2 separate regions of the Mus musculus genome follow, and region 1 is linked to region 2. Evidence: chromatin loops called from intact Hi-C (ENCODE). Cell type or tissue: heart. All regions are shown on one strand. Links, peaks and the distances in the headings refer to the core of each region. The heading gives the core; the rest is flanking DNA.

What was found. Peaks named below come from ENCODE experiments on the same cell type or tissue, not always from the same donor. Only the 100,000 strongest peaks of a DNase experiment are listed, where the experiment ranks them.
Region 1: a loop joins it to region 2, with 2.1 times the contacts of the local background. A loop is called at or near these places in 2 of 42 quality-filtered maps.

What each region holds. Positions count from the first base shown.
Region 1 is chr5:92,463,565-92,471,895 of GRCm38, forward strand. All of the region lies in intron 2 of Scarb2 (scavenger receptor class B, member 2), which reads right to left. Among named protein-coding and RNA genes, the nearest start is that of Mir6415, 9.2 kb to the left of the region's middle. In heart, for the core only: no CTCF peak of the experiment used is centred there; no DNase peak of the experiment used is centred there; H3K27ac peaks cover 1,120 bases.
Region 2 is chr5:92,597,839-92,606,169 of GRCm38, forward strand. It overlaps Stbd1 (starch binding domain 1), which reads left to right and starts at 5,213. Exons shown (of 2, transcript NM_175096.3): 1 at 5,213-5,499; 2 at 7,044-8,331. The coding sequence starts at 5,271. The coding sequence ends at 7,831. In heart, for the core only: a CTCF peak has its summit at 5,324; DNase peaks (open chromatin) are centred at 5,223 and 7,173; H3K4me3 peaks cover 2,181 bases; H3K27ac peaks cover 1,954 bases; H3K27me3 peaks cover 843 bases.

The DNA of each region.
Region 1 (8,331 bases), core at 254-8,253, 130 kb before region 2:
TTATTTTGTTTTGTCCAGCCGCCCATCTGTGAAGTTTGCTAACTGTACTTGCTTTAGGCACTCAGTTATAAACTTCTGAGTGACATCCTTTAGACTGTGAAGGAATTGCCATGCAGCCTCCGGTAAGATGACAAACAAGCCAGGGGCAGAAGCCTGAATACCTTGTCTTAACTCCTCTTAAATTCTCTCTAGTTTGGGATTGGTTTTGTCTTTGTTTTTATTTCTTTTTTTTTTTTTAATTTTTGTTTTGTTTTGTTTTTTTCTTTCTTGTCTTTGTTTTTAAACAGGGTCCTCCTAGGTGGTTCTGGCTGGCCTAGAACTCACTATATAGACCAGACTGTCCTCAAACTTTCAGTGACTCTCCTGCCTCTGCCTTCTGAGAACTCGGATTACAGGGATTACAGCTGTGAGCCCCCTGTGTCTCATACTTTGTAGATTTACAATAAGAATAGAAAATAAAGCCAGGCAGTGGTGGCGAACGCCTTTAATCCCAGCACTTGGGAGGCAGAGGCAGGTGGATTTCTGAGTTTGAGGCCAGCCTGGTCTACAGAGTGAGTTCCAGAACTGCCAGGGCTACACAGAGAAACCCTGTCTCAAAAAAACAAAATTATATAAATAAATAAATAAATAAATAAATAATAATCAACAAAGGCACATGTGATAAACAGGCACATGAGAGAACAGAGAAGTCTTTGAATGTTCTATAGGTCTAGGCACCGAGCTGTTATACTGTGTATAACAGTACCCATGAATATCTGACCTGTGCACAGCTTCCTGTAGGTCAGACTTCCTAAAAGGTGACTAACAACGTCAGTGGGGTATAACCAATGAATGCCTGTAATACAGGCCAGATTTAAATAATTATGAGAAAAAAACCTGCAGGTCTTCTAGGAATATACAATGTATCAGGTACAGGTGGCTGTGTTCAAACAGTTTGACCCTCAGAGGTTTTCAGTGACTTGTGTTGTCACTTGATTTCGGGCCCCTTTCTTCTGGTGGCAGCCCGATTTCCTTTCCTCTCTGTCCTGGGCCACTACCTGGGGTTCTGGGGGCCTGAGTGTAGCAGTTCCTATGACTTCTTAATCTGGACCCCCTTGAGGTCCAGCATCCTCCTGGTGCAGCTCATGGGATCTGATGAAGTACACACTCCTTTGACTTAGATCTTTAGCTTATTTTTTAGGTTTGGTTTTTCTGCTTTGAGGCAGGGGCTCACTACCTAAGCCAGGCTGTCCTTGAACCAGCAATCTTGCCTCAGCCTTCTAAGTACTGGGATTCCAGATTTGTCCCACTGCCTGGCTTGGTAGCATGGATCTTTAAACCTGCCCCGCCTCTTACACTGCCCCTTTTATCTCTATTAAACTACTTTACAGTCTTCAAGCAGGCTCTCCCGAGTCCCACTGAGCACAGGTACCTTGCTTGAGATCAAACATCCCTCCTCTAGAAATTATACCCTAGTCGTTGTGAATAAGAAAACAATTTGGGGACCAGACGGGTTTAAAGCCTGGGTCACCTGACCTCATTCATAGTCACAGAAGTTAATTCAAAGTGATTATTAGACGATGAAGGAGTGGAAGTTTCTGAGACACACACTTGCTCAGCCAAAGCTGGCCCCAACACAGAAGGCTCGGATCCCTCAGGTCCTCTCCTGAGTGTCCCCACACTGAGTTCGAGGACAGACCTTCTGCAGGGACCAGTGATAATGATTACGGCGTACCCACAGTAATTGATATCCCACTGAGGAATCAGAACAGGTGGCCCAGGTGGGCACCAATTTGAAAGCAGAGGAAGCTGGTTCAGGGAGCAGCGCCTGCCACTCAGATGGGTCCATTGGCCAATGTGGTCAAGTCTCCTAATGTCAAAATCAGGGTCTTCACAGAGCCTATTTTGCTCATTTGTTTTCTTCCCCCAAGTCTTAGTTCATGAACCTAAAGGCCCGATCACTCCCAAGCCTAAGGCCTGCTCCACTTAAGCTTACGTAGAGAATACTGACTGAGGAGATGACTTTTAAGAACTTCCTTACGGTGTGGAAACCTAAGGGTGAATTGAGGACAGAGATGGCAATCAATTTAGGCCTGTAACCTGACGTGGTTTCTTAATGAAGTTCAACAGTCAAAGCCAAGGTTTTCCCATAGTGTCCCCATTGGGACACTGACTCCGTCAGACTACTCACAGCTGACCTCGTGACTTCCCTCAGCTACTTGGAGTCCTCCACCATCCTAAATCATCATTGACTCCTGGCCTTTACAGAGAGCTGTACATGGGAAATAAACCAGTAAGACATGGCTTCCTCCTCTGCTGAGGGAGAGAAGGAGAGAGGGAGAGAAAGAGAAGAAGAGGGAAGCTTTCCTCTCAAAACAGCATGATCAGCCAAAAATAAAACCCAAACCAAACAAACAAAACCATTTCCCTCCCCCTCTGGCAATGCTCAGACAGACAGACAGACAAGGAGAGGGATTTTTATGACAATACCAGTAAACCTGGTTAGCAGCATACATTCTCATGCACATATACATGAACGAATGCCAGCTACCAGCTGATCAACAGCAGCCAACTAGACACAGTGAAGTTGCTGGGAAACAAGAGACAGACAACAAGAAGTGGTCAGATTACTGTCAGCCACATTAGAGAAGACCTGAGAACTATCTAGAAACACAGACAACCGCTTAAAACAGAAACAAAAGCCATCTTGGGCGTAGACAAGGAATCAAGGGACTGTATTTCCAACTGCCTGGTACAACTGCCCTGTTCTTCAATAGACAATAATAATCTGAGACTATAGTTTAATTTTTAAAAAATATTTATTTATTTATTTTATGTATATGGGTATACTCTGTAGCTTTACTGATGGTTGCTGAGAATGAAGGTTGCTCACTCTGGTCTGCCCCACTTGCTCTGGCCTAAAGATTTATTTATTATTATATCTTACTACACTGTAGCTGTCTTCAGACACATCAGAAGAAGGCATCAGATCTCATTACAGATGGTTGTGAGCCACCATGTGGTTTCTGGGATTTGAACTCAGGACCTTCAGAAGTTCAGTCAGTGCTCCTAACCATTGAGCCATCTCACCAGCCCCATAGTTTAATGCTTAACACTACAGTACATCTAAGCATTTTTAAAAGGGGAAAGGAAAGAAGGAAAGAAAGAAAAAAGGAAGAAAGGAAGGAAGGAAGGAAAAAAGAAAGAGAAAGAGTGAGAGACAGAAACAGAGAGATGGAGACAGAAAAACAGACAGACAGAAACAGAGAGAGAGAGAGAGAGAGAGAGAGAGAGGAGAGAGAGAGAGAGCGCGCCAGGAGTGGGAGCCACACTTGTAGTCCCCGCTCTGGAGGTGCTGAGGCCAGAAGATATCCTTGGCTATTTTGTCAGACTCATCTCAGAAAGAAAGGAAGGGGAGAGCAGGAGGAGAGAAGGGATGGAGAGGGGAGGAAAAAGAGAGTTGGATGAAAATCTTGGTGTGGTGGTATTACATGTAATCTCAGCACCAGGGGGGCTGAAGCAGGAGGATTACTTGAACCTAAGAATCCAGAAGTTTTAGACCAGCTTGGACCACACAGCTTGCATATACCAAAGCTCTGTTTAAAAAGACAACATCAAAACCAAAACAAAGTAAGAAGGAAATGAAAGAAAGAAGCCTGACATGGTGACTTCCCCTGCAGGCTCTGGCTTTGGGAAGTTGAAGTAAGATTGTTGTAACTTTGAGGTCAGCCTGGAAAACACAGTGAATTCCAGGTCAGCCTGGGCTGCAGGGCGAGACTGTCTCTAAAGTAAACAAAAGAAGGAAATGTTTGAGTTATTCCCTGTGAACTACTGAATCCCATAGGAAGGAGGGACACACAGAATGAAAAAGAACAATTTTAATTCACTGGCCACATCAACAGCTGTGCTTCCAGCTTTTTTGGTATGCTGGATAAATTGGTTCGTACAATGTGTTAGGTGATGGGGACACCTCTCAGTGCTGTAAGAGCACTTTCCCAGCGTGCACTGGGCTCAATCTTCAACACCAAAAGGAAAGCAAGCAAGCAACACCTCGACCTTTAGTCATTACGTTCATCTCAAAAGGAGTTAGTCATTTGGGTTCACCCATAGCTCTCTATGGAAAATCACCTATCGCCAGGCGGTGGTGGCACATGCCTTTAATCCCAGCACTTGGGAGGCAGAGGCAGGCTGATTACTGAGTTCGAGGCCAGCCTGGTCTACAGAGTGAGTTCCAGGACAGCCAAGGTTACACAGAGAAACCCTGTCTGGAAAACAAAACAAAATACCCCTCCCCAAAAAAAATCACCTATCACCTTGGTGGCTGATATCAGTGACCTCAGATCACTAGATAGGGGTGTACAGTGAGATCTGACTCAGGTTTTTTGCTCAGTCCTATCTACACTAATACTTTGCTGTGGGACTAAAAAGTCACTCGTGGTTTCTTTGGCTTCATCTTTTCTAAGATAAGGCCTTACAATGTTGCCTTGGCTAGCCTGAGACTCACTTTGCAAAACATTCAGCCATCCCTCTGCCTCCGCCTCTCTAGGGGGACTGCAGTGTGAGCCTGCTCCCCGAGGCTTCTGTCTTTGTTTCTCCATCTGTAAAGTGGCGACCACCATGTGCCTATCTCACAGAGATGCTGTGAGAAATAAACCATCCAGTATAAAGCTCCGCTGAAGCCCCCAGCACACACGACACTCAGTCACTACTGTGCGGCATCGCCACCTGTGCCAGGTTCTGGAGACGGGGGATGCTATGTCCTGTCTCCTGTCTTCAGACACACTGGGGCACAGGAGACTGCCATTTAGATACCAGAAGAGATACCATGAACTGTTCTGCGGTAAACGTGTAAGTGCACAGACCTCTTCAACCAGCCAGTCTCATTGTCTTTGGATGGATGCCCAATGGTAAGATGCATGAATCACATGGTGGCTCTATTTTTAGTTTTTTAAAAGAAACTTTCATATATTTTCCATAATGCCATTAATTTACATTCCCCAAAACAGTATGAACATGAGAGTGAGGTTTTCTTTCTTTTCTTTTCTTCTTCTTCTTCTTCTTCTTTTTTTTTTTTTTTTTTTTAAAAAAAAGCTAAAATATGGTAAAAGAGGGACTACAGAGATGGCTCAGTGTTAGATCTAGTTTGGTTCCTGCATCTATGTCATGTGACTCACAACTATCTGTGTCTCTGACACTGGGGCATTTGATGCCCTCTTCTAGCCTCTGCCTGCACTTACATAGACACACACACACACATCAAAATAAATTTTAAAAATAAGAAAAGTTAGGAGGGCTGTGGAGACAGCTCCATCAGGAAAGTGCTTGCCTTGCAAGCATGAAGACCTTAGTTCAATTTCCTGAGCCCACATAAGCAGGCAGGTAGGCCGCGGTGGCGCACATTTATAACCCCAGGGCTGGGACGCTCTGGGCTCACTGACTAGGAAGCCTTGCCTAATTAGTGGGTTCTATCTAGGCTAAGTGAGAGAGCCGCCCTCAAAAAGAACAAACCCCGCGTAAGGTTTAGCACGCACATTTTTCTTACTGCTGTCAAAGCAGTCATCCATGGAAAGAAGCAATGTGAAGGAAAATCTGAGGAACACAAAACAAGGGACAGGGCTTCTTAGGAGGATATGGTAAATTTAATAAATACGTAACGAAAGCATGAAGATCAACTGAACAGGCCGTAGACAAATCAGTTCTGATTCCTGAAATAGTGAGTAATAGAATAAAAACAGTAAGTCTGCCAAGGCTCTCATAAATCTATAGAAGTCTCAATCAAAGGCTTCACTGAGCAGAAGGCTCCTGGGGCAAGTTGGTTCTGGCCACTCAACCTCGGGCTTCCAAAAACTCAGATGCGCACTGGACCGGTCAGACTGGTTCTTCATACATGGACCTGCCTTGTCTCCCAGGAACATCCAAACTCTATATACAACACTGCTAGCTCTTGGGGCAACGAACCCACTGAAAACTGTCAGATGAGCCAGGCCTCGACTTCCCAGAAGCCTTCCTTCCTCTATTCTCCATCTATTCCCTCCACAATGAACAGTGGCAGTGTCACCATGTCCTCCTTCACTGCACCCCAGGTGGCCTGGCACACCGTGGCTAAGAGTCAGCTGACTTGGCTGGGAGTACCAGTTCACGCCTTTAATCCTAGCACTTGGGAGACAGAAGCAGACAGATCTCTGTGTGTTAGAGGCCAGCCTGGTCTACACCACGAACAGACCAGTAGGAGCTCACTGAACTGCCAAACACTGCTACGGGTACTACGGTATGTTCGGCGTCAGCCCCCAGAATAGCACAATCAAGTCGCAAGTGGCACCGGACCCACTTGAAGATGTCAGAAAGCAGACACAGGCAAAACAGGCTCCACCAAGAAGTTTGATGGCTCCCTGTAAGGTTAGGTTTATCTACAAACCCAGATCTCAGGGCGCCCAGCCAACCTGCATTTGTGGCGTCTATAACAGCCATCCATTCACAGAGCCTGGTCCTTCTCCAATCTATTCTTGGCTTTCCCTGACTGAGTCCTGCCATTCCAGCTGAGCTACTCACTAATCAGTTCCTCTACTTATATCCTATCGGTTCTAAACCACAGTTGGGACCATGTCACTCACTTCTTCTAATCGTGCTAACAGGTGCTGGATGCTCAAGATGAAAGGACCTCCCTGTGCACCCCACCCCACCGCTCTGGGTCCACACTGGCCTTCCAGTATATCAAGAAGTCAGATATCAGTATATCAAGAAGTCCATCTATAAGATGGAACACAGGGCCCCCAGTGGAGAAGCTAGAGAAAGCACCCAAGGAGCTGAAGGGGTCTGCAACCCTATAGGTGGAACAACAATATGAACTAACCAGTACCCCCAGAGATCGTATCTCTAGCTGCATTTGTAGCAGAAGATGGCCTACTCGGCCATCACTGGGAAGAGAGGCCCTTGGAATTGCAAACTTTGTATACCCCAGTACCTGGGGAATGCCAGGGCCAAGAAGTGGGAGTGAGTGGGTAGGGGAGCAGGGCGGAGGGAGGGTATAGGGAATTTTCGAGATAGCATTTGAAATGTATATAAAGAAAATATCTAATAAAAAAAGAAGTCAGATATGTACAGCCACTTTGTGTGTGTGTGGGGGGGTGTTTTCACATGTGTGTGTGTTTTATGTGTATATCTCTGTGTGTGTATGTATGTGTCTATGTCTGTGTGTTGGGAATGTATGTCTGAGGGGGGGAGTATAGGTCTGTGTATGTGTTCGTATATGTGAAGTGTATGTGTTTATGCTTGTGTGTATGTATGTACGTGTGTGGAGTATATGTGTGAGTGTGTGTGTGTGTGTTTCTAGAGCCCAGAGGTTGATGTTGGGTAACTTCCTCAACTACTCTTCCTCTTATACATTAAGGCGGGGTGTCTTCGTTAGGGTTTTACTGCTGTGAACAGACACCATGACCAGGGCAAGTCTTATCAAGGACAACATATATTTGGGGCTGGATTACAGGTTCAGAGGTTCAATCCATTATCATCAAGATGGGAGCATGGCAGTTTCTAGGCAGGCATGGTGCAGGAGGAGCTGAGAGTTGTACATTTTCATCTGAAGGCTGCTAGCAGAAGACTGACTTCTAGGCAGCTAGGATGAGGGTCTTAAAGCCCACACCAACAGTGACACACCTACTCCAACAAGGCCACACCTCTAAATAATGCCATTCCCTGAGCCAAGCATGTTCAAACCATGATGACACAGGGTCTCTCACTTGGACTCAAAGCTTGCTAGACTAGTCAGTCAGCTCTTTCCAGAGAATCCCTGCCCTCACTTCCCAGCACTAGTATAACAAACAGGCCGCTATGCTTGCCCTGTGTTTGAGTGGGCACTGAGGATCTGAACGCTGGTCTTCATACCTATATGGCAATCGATTTACTCACTGAACCATGCATGTCCCGTGACATGGGTACTCATTATCCCACTTCTCAGGTGGGTCTCAGATGGCCAAGGTGCACCTCAAATTCTCTATGGACTTCAGGATGACCCTGATCCTTTGACCCTCCTGCCTGCAGCTTCCTGGTACTAGGAAGAAAGCTATGCACTACATCCTGGTTCTATACGCACTGGGATCTGAAGCAAGACAAGCACCCAACTGCCTGAGCTACATCACCAGCCCCTACAGACAGTTACTAACACGCCTTCGTGATTGCTGCAATGAGCACACTTCCATGGGGAGAGCACTTCAGGTCAGGACACGTCTCAGGAGGAAGGGACAGATTTGTACTCATTCTCAAGAGAGGCATTACAGCATGCCAGCATGGCAGTGTTGGAGGGACTCACAGACAACTAAAGCATGGTGGTGAGAACTGAGCTGTGGTCTAGCAGGG
Region 2 (8,331 bases), core at 326-8,325:
TTTTGGCCCTGGCGTTCCCCTGTACTGGGGTATCTAAAGTTGGCAAGTCCAATGGGCCTCTCTTTGCAGTGATGGCCGACTAGGCCATCTTTTGATGCATATGCAGCTAGAGACAAGAGCTCCGGGGTACTGGTTAGTTCATATTGTTGTTCCACCTATAGGGTTGCAGTTCCCTTTAGCTCCTTGGGTAATATCTCTAGCTCCTGCATTGGGGGCCGTGTGACCCATCCAATAGCTGACTGTGATCATCCACTTCTGTATTTGCTAGGCCCCGGCATAGTCTCACAAGAGAGAGCTATATCTGGGTCCTTTCAGCAAAATTTTGCTAGTGTGTGCAATGGTGTCAGCGTTTGGAAGCTGATTATGGGATGGACCCCTGCATATGGCAATCACTAGATGGTCCATCTTTTTGTCACAGCTCCAAACTTTGTCTCTGTAACTCCTTCCATGGGTGTTTTGTTCCCATTTCTAGGAAGGGGTAAAGTGTCCACACTTTGGTTTTCCTTCTTCTTGAATTTCATGCATTTAGCCAGTTGTATCTTATATCTTGGGTATCCTAAGTTTCTTATCAGTGAGTACATATTGTGTGAGTTCCTTTGTGATTGGGTTACCTCACTCAGGATGATGCCCTCCAGGTCCATCCATTTGCCTAGGAATTTCATAAATTCATTTTTTAAATAGCTGAGTAGTATTCCATTGTGTAAATGTACCACATTTTCTGTATCCATTCCTCTGTTGAGGGGCATCTGGGTTCTTTCCAGCTTCTGGCTATTATAAATAAGGCTGCTATGAACATAGTGGAGCATGTGTCCTTCTTACCGGTTGGGACATCTTCTGGATATATGCCCAGGAGAGGTATTGCGGGATCCTCCGGTAGTACTATGTCCAATTTTCTGAGGAACCACCAGACTGATTTCCAGAGTGGTTGTACAAGCTTGCAATCCCACCAACAATGGAGGAGTGTTCTTCTTTCTCCATATCCTCGCCAGCATCTGCTGTCACCTGAATTTTTGATCTTAGCCATTCTGACTGGAGTGAGGTGGAATCTCAGGGTTGTTTTGATTTGCATTTCCCTGATGATTAAGGATGTAAAGAACTCAAGAAGGTGGACTCCAGAAAATCAAATAACCCCATTAAAAATGGGGCTCAGAGCTGAACAAAGAATTCTCACCTGAGGAATACCGAATGGCTGAGAAGCACCTGAAAAAATGTTCAACATCCTTAATCATCAGGGAAATGCAGATTCTCCATTTCTAAAGGTTTCATCATTACCAAGTAGCTCAGCCTGGAGTCCGTCCAGGTGCCAAGATGAGTCAGAGGTTTGCAAACAGTTGCAGTTAGAAAATGTCTCTATGAAACCCGAGGCCGGGAGGCGCCAACGTGACCGATCTGCAGAGAGGGTGTTTGCCTGTGGAGAATGTCATGTGGAGGGAGACACAGGCGCAGAGTTTGACAGAAACGCACAGGTGCTGTGGTACATTCCCAGAGAGCCAGGGCTTGGAGAGAGAGGAGTTGGAACCAGCAGCTCGTCTGCTATGCTGGAATATTCCCGGAAGGCAACCATGATGTCATGCATCCAAATTCACATACTTCTAAAAGGTTATGTGTTGAAATGTGAACACGGTTTAGGCACCACCAGGATTTGGTATAGCCAGAGCCTCTGGGCCCTGGGGTCTGGGGAGGCTCTGAGTGGAATTCTGAGCCGCGGGGAGCACTGCCAAGCTTTAGGGAAGACTTTGAGCAGGGTTAAGCCAAGAAGAGTTGCAGAGTGCAGTGGAGCCTAAATAGACGGAGGTACTCAGATGAGGTTCGAACAGGGTACAGACACTGAAACCAATAACACAGAGGGTGGTGGAAAGGGAGGTTTACTCTGTCCCACTCTTAAACACCTCTCTCCAGGGAGAGAGCTGGTAAGTAGGGAGAGGTTTTGCACACTAAGCAATTCTTAAATTCACAGGATATCAACTCGATGTCCTCCCTTTTAACACAGTTCTGACACTCTACCCCGAGTCAGTTTTGATCTCATACGTTAAAGAACTCAGTTTAAGATTCTCCCCATTTCAACAATCAATCGCAAGTTCATGAGTTTTCTGCTTCTATTGGCTGATGAACTTCCAGGATCCAACAACCATTTCCTTGGGTTTCATGATTTGCTAGAATTCAAGGAAACATCATTCTAATTTTCTTTCATCTATATCTTTCTGACTATCCACCTACCTATCTTCTTTTTGGGAATCATGAATTCACAGAACTCAAGGAAACCATGGGTTTATGCTCACTGGATTATAATGGAAGGTATGCGCTATGGTTTGGATATTCCAAACTGTATATGGTGAACCCAAGTTCACCGTTAGATCTCTAATTAAAGACATGAAATAGAGTTGACAAAGATCATACCACGTTCTATGTCTGTAGTGCTTGCAAGGCACGTGGGGATCTGTATAAGTTAAGAAAGCCACTGTGGATGGAAAGAGCCAGCGAGGGCGGGGCCGAGAGGTCAGGAGGGCAGGCTTTTGCTGTGAGATGCAGGGTCATTGGGCAGTCTTCCATGAAGGTCTGACATGGTTGCAGTTGGCTCTATTAGCCTCTAGTTTGAAGACAGGCATCATGTAGGGGCTTGTGACTCAGTATAGCTGTAGTGATGTCTTCACCTGAGTGAGTTTGATTGGATGTGTTTGTCAGGTAGCTCATCCTTTCTCCTCTTCTTTTTTTTTTTTTTTTTAAAGATTTATTTATGCTGGGCATGGTGGTGCACGCCTTTAATTCCAGTACTTGGGAGGCAGAGGCAGGCAGATTTCTGAGTTCGAGGCCAGCCTGGTCTACAAAGTGAGTTCCAGGACAGCCAGGGCTACAGAGAAACCCTGTCTTGAAAAACAAAAATATAAATTAAAAAAAAGATTTATTTATTCATTTATTTTATACATATGAGTATACCACCATTACACTCTTCAGACACACCAGAAGACAGACACCATTACAGATGGTTGTGAGCCACCGTGTGGTTGCTGGGAATTGAAGTTGGGACCTCTGGAAGAGCAGTCGGTGCTCTTAACTGCTGAGCCATCTCTCCAACCCATCCTTTCTCTTCTTATTATGCTTCTCTATATTATCTGTGTGTCTCTCCTCTTCTACCTCTCTGTCATCTACATTTTTCTGACTATCTATGTAACTTCTTTGCTTGGATCTTAAATTCTTTAAAATTTTAAATTAATCTTAAGTATACTTTGATCATATTCTTTCCTCCCTTTCAGCTCATCCCAGAACCTCCCTGTCTTCTTACCCACCCAACTTCATGTCTCCCCCTTCTCAAAAACAAAACAAAACAAAAAAACAACAACAAAACAAACAAACAAACAAACAAACAAAAACCAAAATGAATATAGAAACACAAACTTAAAAAAAGAAAATTAATAAGACCAAAAAAAAAAAACCCCCAAATCAAACAAAACAAAAAGTATACACACACACACAAATCCCCAAATGAAACCTGGAGCTTGTGTGTGTCAACCATCTACTCCTAGAATGTGGCTGATATACCCAGTGAGACTCCATTGGAGAAAATGGATTTTCCCCTTCCAGCAGGCAGCAATTGCAAGTGGCTTCTTGGTCAGGGGTGGGACTTGGTGCTCACTCCCCCCACTGCCTTCAGTGCTGGGATTCTCTCTGGTTTGGGCTTCTGCAGGTGTTTTTCAAGTCGTTACAATCTCTGTGAGTGCGTAAGTGTTTCGAGTCCCGTTGTATCTGCCAGACACTGTCTCGGTGGAGTTATCCACTACCCCTGGCTTCCTTCTTCCACCATCCACCTCCTCTTCCACTTAGATCCCTGAGCCTTTAGGGGATAATTTAAAAAAGTCATCCCATTTAGGACTGAAAGCTCCAAAGTCTCTCTCTCCACACGGTCCAGTTGTGGGTCTCTGTGCTAGTTCCCCTCTACTGCAGGAAGCAGCTTCTCTGAGGAGGGCTGAGTGATGCTCTGATCTACAGGTATAGCAACAGTCTATTTGAAAGTTAAATAATTTAATAATAAAACAGGAGTCAGTATTGCTCTGTTCTCCACCTCTCTACCAGTTGCAGCCTATGCCAAGAGAGGAGCAACCCACCAGGAAGTCTCTCTCAGGAGATGTGTGATCTCTTGTGATCTCAGTGATCCAGCGAGGTGCACTGTTGAGTGATTGATCCTCCCAGAGGGAGCCATGTTAGCAATAATTGCAAGGCATATACTTTCCAGCTGTGGCCTCAGCAACAGGATGTATGTGTTTAAAGGAAAGACTCCAGGTAAAACACCCGGCTCTTTACCCTGAGTAGTGTGCACATCAGCACAGCAGTGTGGTCCTTCCTTCACAGGATTTCTGTTGTGTGAGGACCAATTTAAGTTCATACACAAAACACTTTGACTATATGATGCTTTGATAAAGGGTTGCTGCTTTATTAATATTTACTTGTAGGGGCTCCGTGTCTGGGCAACATCCAGTTCAGCTGGGTGGGTGGGTGTGCAGCAACACGCGTGGCGAGAGAGAGAGAGAGAGAGAGAGAGAGAGAGAGAGAGAGAGAGAGAGAGAGGAAGAGAGAGAGAGAGAGGAAGAGAGAGAGAGAGAGAGAGAGGAAGAGAGAGAGAGAGAGAGAGAGGAAGAGAGAGAGAGAGAGAGGAAGAGAGAGAGAGAGAGAGAGAGAGAGCGCCAGAGCCTGTAACTCCCCACTGGAAACGGGAGAGAATTTCGAGTTTGAGGCAGCCTGGGGTACGGAAAGACTTCTAGGCTAGTCTAGAACCTTTTTTTAAAAAAAAGAGTGTAGGAGGTCCCAGAGGTAAAGGCGAACAAGATTGGCGGAGGTGGTGGGCCTTTATGTAGAGATTTGAGAAAGCTGGGGATGGATTGGAGCTTCCCCTAAGCCCCTGCGCCCTCCCCACGATCCTTACTCTCTCCACCCCTAATTGTGCTAACCGTCCAGTGAGAGCCTTCTCCGGCCTCAGAGCTCCGGGCGCCCATCTCCTGGCTCGGAGCTGTGCGTAACCGGGCTCTTCTGGCGTGGGATAAAGTGGAGCGGGACCAGGTGTGGAAGGGCCGGCAGCGGTGATGGGAGTGGGCGAGAGCCGGGTTGCGGGGCGGGGCGAGCGGGGCGGGAGGCGGGGCCAGGAAAATTCGCGGCGGCCGTGGAAGGCTGGGCTGGCGGCCAAGAACCTTAAAAGGATGGGGCGGGCGGGGTGGGTGTGGCCGTTCGGGTGAGCGGAGCCCTGCACTGGGGCTCGTAGTCTCCCTCAGCCTCTCTCAGCCATGGGCGCCGTCTGGTCAGCCCTGCTGGTCGGCGGGGGTCTAGCTGGAGCGCTCATCCTGTGGCTGCTGCGGGGAGACTCTGGGGCCCCGGGGAAAGACGGGGTTGCGGAGCCGCCGCAGAAGGGCGCACCTCCTGGGGAGGCTGCGGCCCCGGGAGACGGTCCGGGTGGTGGTGGCAGTGGCGGCCTGAGCCCTGAACCTTCCGATCGGGAGCTGGTCTCCAAAGCAGGTATTCTTCCTCCCCTCGAGCTAGTTGTTTTGAAGTTCTCCGGGGAAGGGGAAACGAAAGGCACTTGGAGCCATGCGGGTGGGTTCTGGTGGACCACCTTCCCCGACCTCGGACTGAACCTTCTTCAGCCCTCATCGCGTTCTGGGGTTGTCCTGTCCTGGAGAGGCCACGCGGGTCCTCCAGAGGCCGCGCCCAGCTTCTGCCGCCTCAGCGGGCACAGGCTCCTCCGCCTGGCCGCACTTGGAGCAGTGTACGAGGATGGCTTGGGGGGGGGGGGGCATCTCACAACTCTTCAGTTCCTGCTGAAGCTGAGAGGGACATCTTCTGAGTCCCAGTCGCTGACATACCACACCCCTCCTTAGATCTGGGGCTTATGAACACTCACTTCCTACTATCTGGGCAGCTTTTTCAGGAAAGTAAAATTCAGCTTAGACTTAGGTCATGAAGGCCACTGTAGCTGAGGCTTTGTGCTGGCGTGTGAACAAGTGGTGGCCTACTAGGGAATCGAACTCTGATGAGAATTGTCACCTAAGTTTAAATCTACATTTTAGAGACCCTGCATCAGGCAATCAGTGTGCACTGGCACAAACCCTTACCTCCTGTGCCCTTTGCCCAGCTGCCTGGCAGAACTTATTTTTAGTGGTGGTCATTTGTAGCTACTACGTGAAAATCTTTCCCACGGCTGGGTTTTGATAAAAGGTTCTTCAGAAAATTAGGACTCCAGAGTAATATTTGCTGACATCTCACTTTGAAGGTCATCATTAAAAAGAGGCAAACATGTAGCGCAGAGTTCTCCTAACCCCTGCTGATTTATGGTTTTAGGGCGGTCAGGCTTCTAGGAGAGGTCGCCAGGAATGAAGCCAGGGTTTTAGAGAACTTGGATAGTATACTTTTAAGAATAGTTTTTATAACTGTATGTACTTATTAAGGAGGGTGGGTGGGATGGGAAAATCTTGTGCTTGTTGAAGACATTACTTTTCCCTCAAGCCCTCCCCACCCCCACCACACCCCCCCCCCCCAGCTCCACTCAGTCTTGTTCTCGGTTTTCTTCACACTGACTGCTATGCTTTCCAGTTAGCTGGAGCTGGCCCGTCTTGTATTCACTGCCAGGGAGTTCAGGTGTACTCTCAGGTGCAGGGTAGCCATGTAATCCTTTGTTCTATAGAAGCCACCAGCATGTGAGGCTGGGCCTTGTGCTAAGCTCCTGCCCCAACCCTTGGACAGCATTTTTTTTTCTTCTTTTCTTTAAATGACAGGAGCCAAGTGACTTAACTTTGGATACCTGCCAACATGGTCTGGACTGTGGGAGACTTTGCAACTTGCCACTTCATTCTCTCTCATGGTGTGTGCTGAGACTCCCCAAGTGTGCTTTTGATCGTTGGCTCTACATGTGTGCTCTTAGAGCAGTGTTGGGAATGTTCAAATAGGTACTTGCTTTTTTTAAAACAGAGCCTTGAACTGTACATAGAAATAAAGACAAGAGCAAAAGTTTTCTGCGTCTTCCTTTGTGAACCACCTAATGTTACTGCCCTTTCCTTTCTTAGAGCATCTTCGAGAAAGCAACGGACATTTGATTTCTGAGAGCAAAGATCTTGGTAACCTGCCGGAAGCACAGCGGCTGCAGAATGTTGGAGCAGACTGGGTCAATGCCAGAGAGTTTGTTCCTGTTGGGAAGATTCCAGACACACACTCCAGGGCCGACTCTGAAGCGGCAAGAAATCAAAGCCCAGGATCTCATGGAGGAGAATGGAGACTCCCCAAAGGACAAGAAACAGCTGTCAAAGTAGCTGGCAGTGTGGCCGCAAAGCTGCCCTCCAGCAGCCTGCTTGTGGACAGAGCTAAAGCAGTCAGTCAGGACCAGGCAGGCCACGAGGACTGGGAAGTGGTGTCTAGGCACTCATCTTGGGGGAGTGTTGGTTTGGGTGGCAGTCTTGAGGCTTCTAGGTTAAGTCTAAATCAGAGAATGGACGACAGCACAAACAGTCTTGTGGGAGGAAGAGGCTGGGAAGTAGATGGGAAAGTGGCATCTCTGAAACCTCAACAGGTCAGCATCCAGTTCCAGGTGCACTACACCACAAACACCGATGTGCAGTTCATTGCAGTGACTGGAGACCATGAGAGCCTTGGGAGATGGAACACATACATCCCACTCCACTACTGCAAAGACGGGCTCTGGTCTCATTCTGTCTTCCTGCCTGCAGACACAGTGGTGGAGTGGAAGTTCGTGTTGGTAGAGAATAAGGAAGTTACTCGTTGGGAAGAATGCAGCAATAGATTCCTGCAGACTGGCCATGAGGATAAAGTGGTTCATGGGTGGTGGGGGATTCACTGACTCAGTTTTCAGAGCATCCAAGAGGCTGCAGCAGAATGTGGACAAGGCTAAGGCTTTAGAGCGCACTGCATAGCTTAAAGTAAAGGCGGTGTGATTCCAATTGTAGCCATCAGGGCTCTTTCAGATTTGCTAGTGTGGCTTTTGTCCAAAATGTAGGAAGATGTATGCCTGCAGATAATGCTTCCTGTAAGCTGGCACTTGTCCCTTATTGTATTGACTGGTTTGTGCTGACACATCAGGACTTGAGGAATTGATCATCCTGGGTAGTTGCATCTTGGGTAGTACACCTGAGGTATGGACTACATATGGGCAAGGAGCAACTAAGCAACTGCACGGGTACAAGGTAGAGCGCCCTTAGCAGCTCTTAGACTAGAAAGACTACAATAAGCCCCATCAAACACAGCTAAAGCAACACTGTTTACATCATACGGAACTGTGACCAGTAAGGATCGGAGTGAAACTCTAGACTTCCTGTTAGTTTTTATTCCATTTTAACTGCT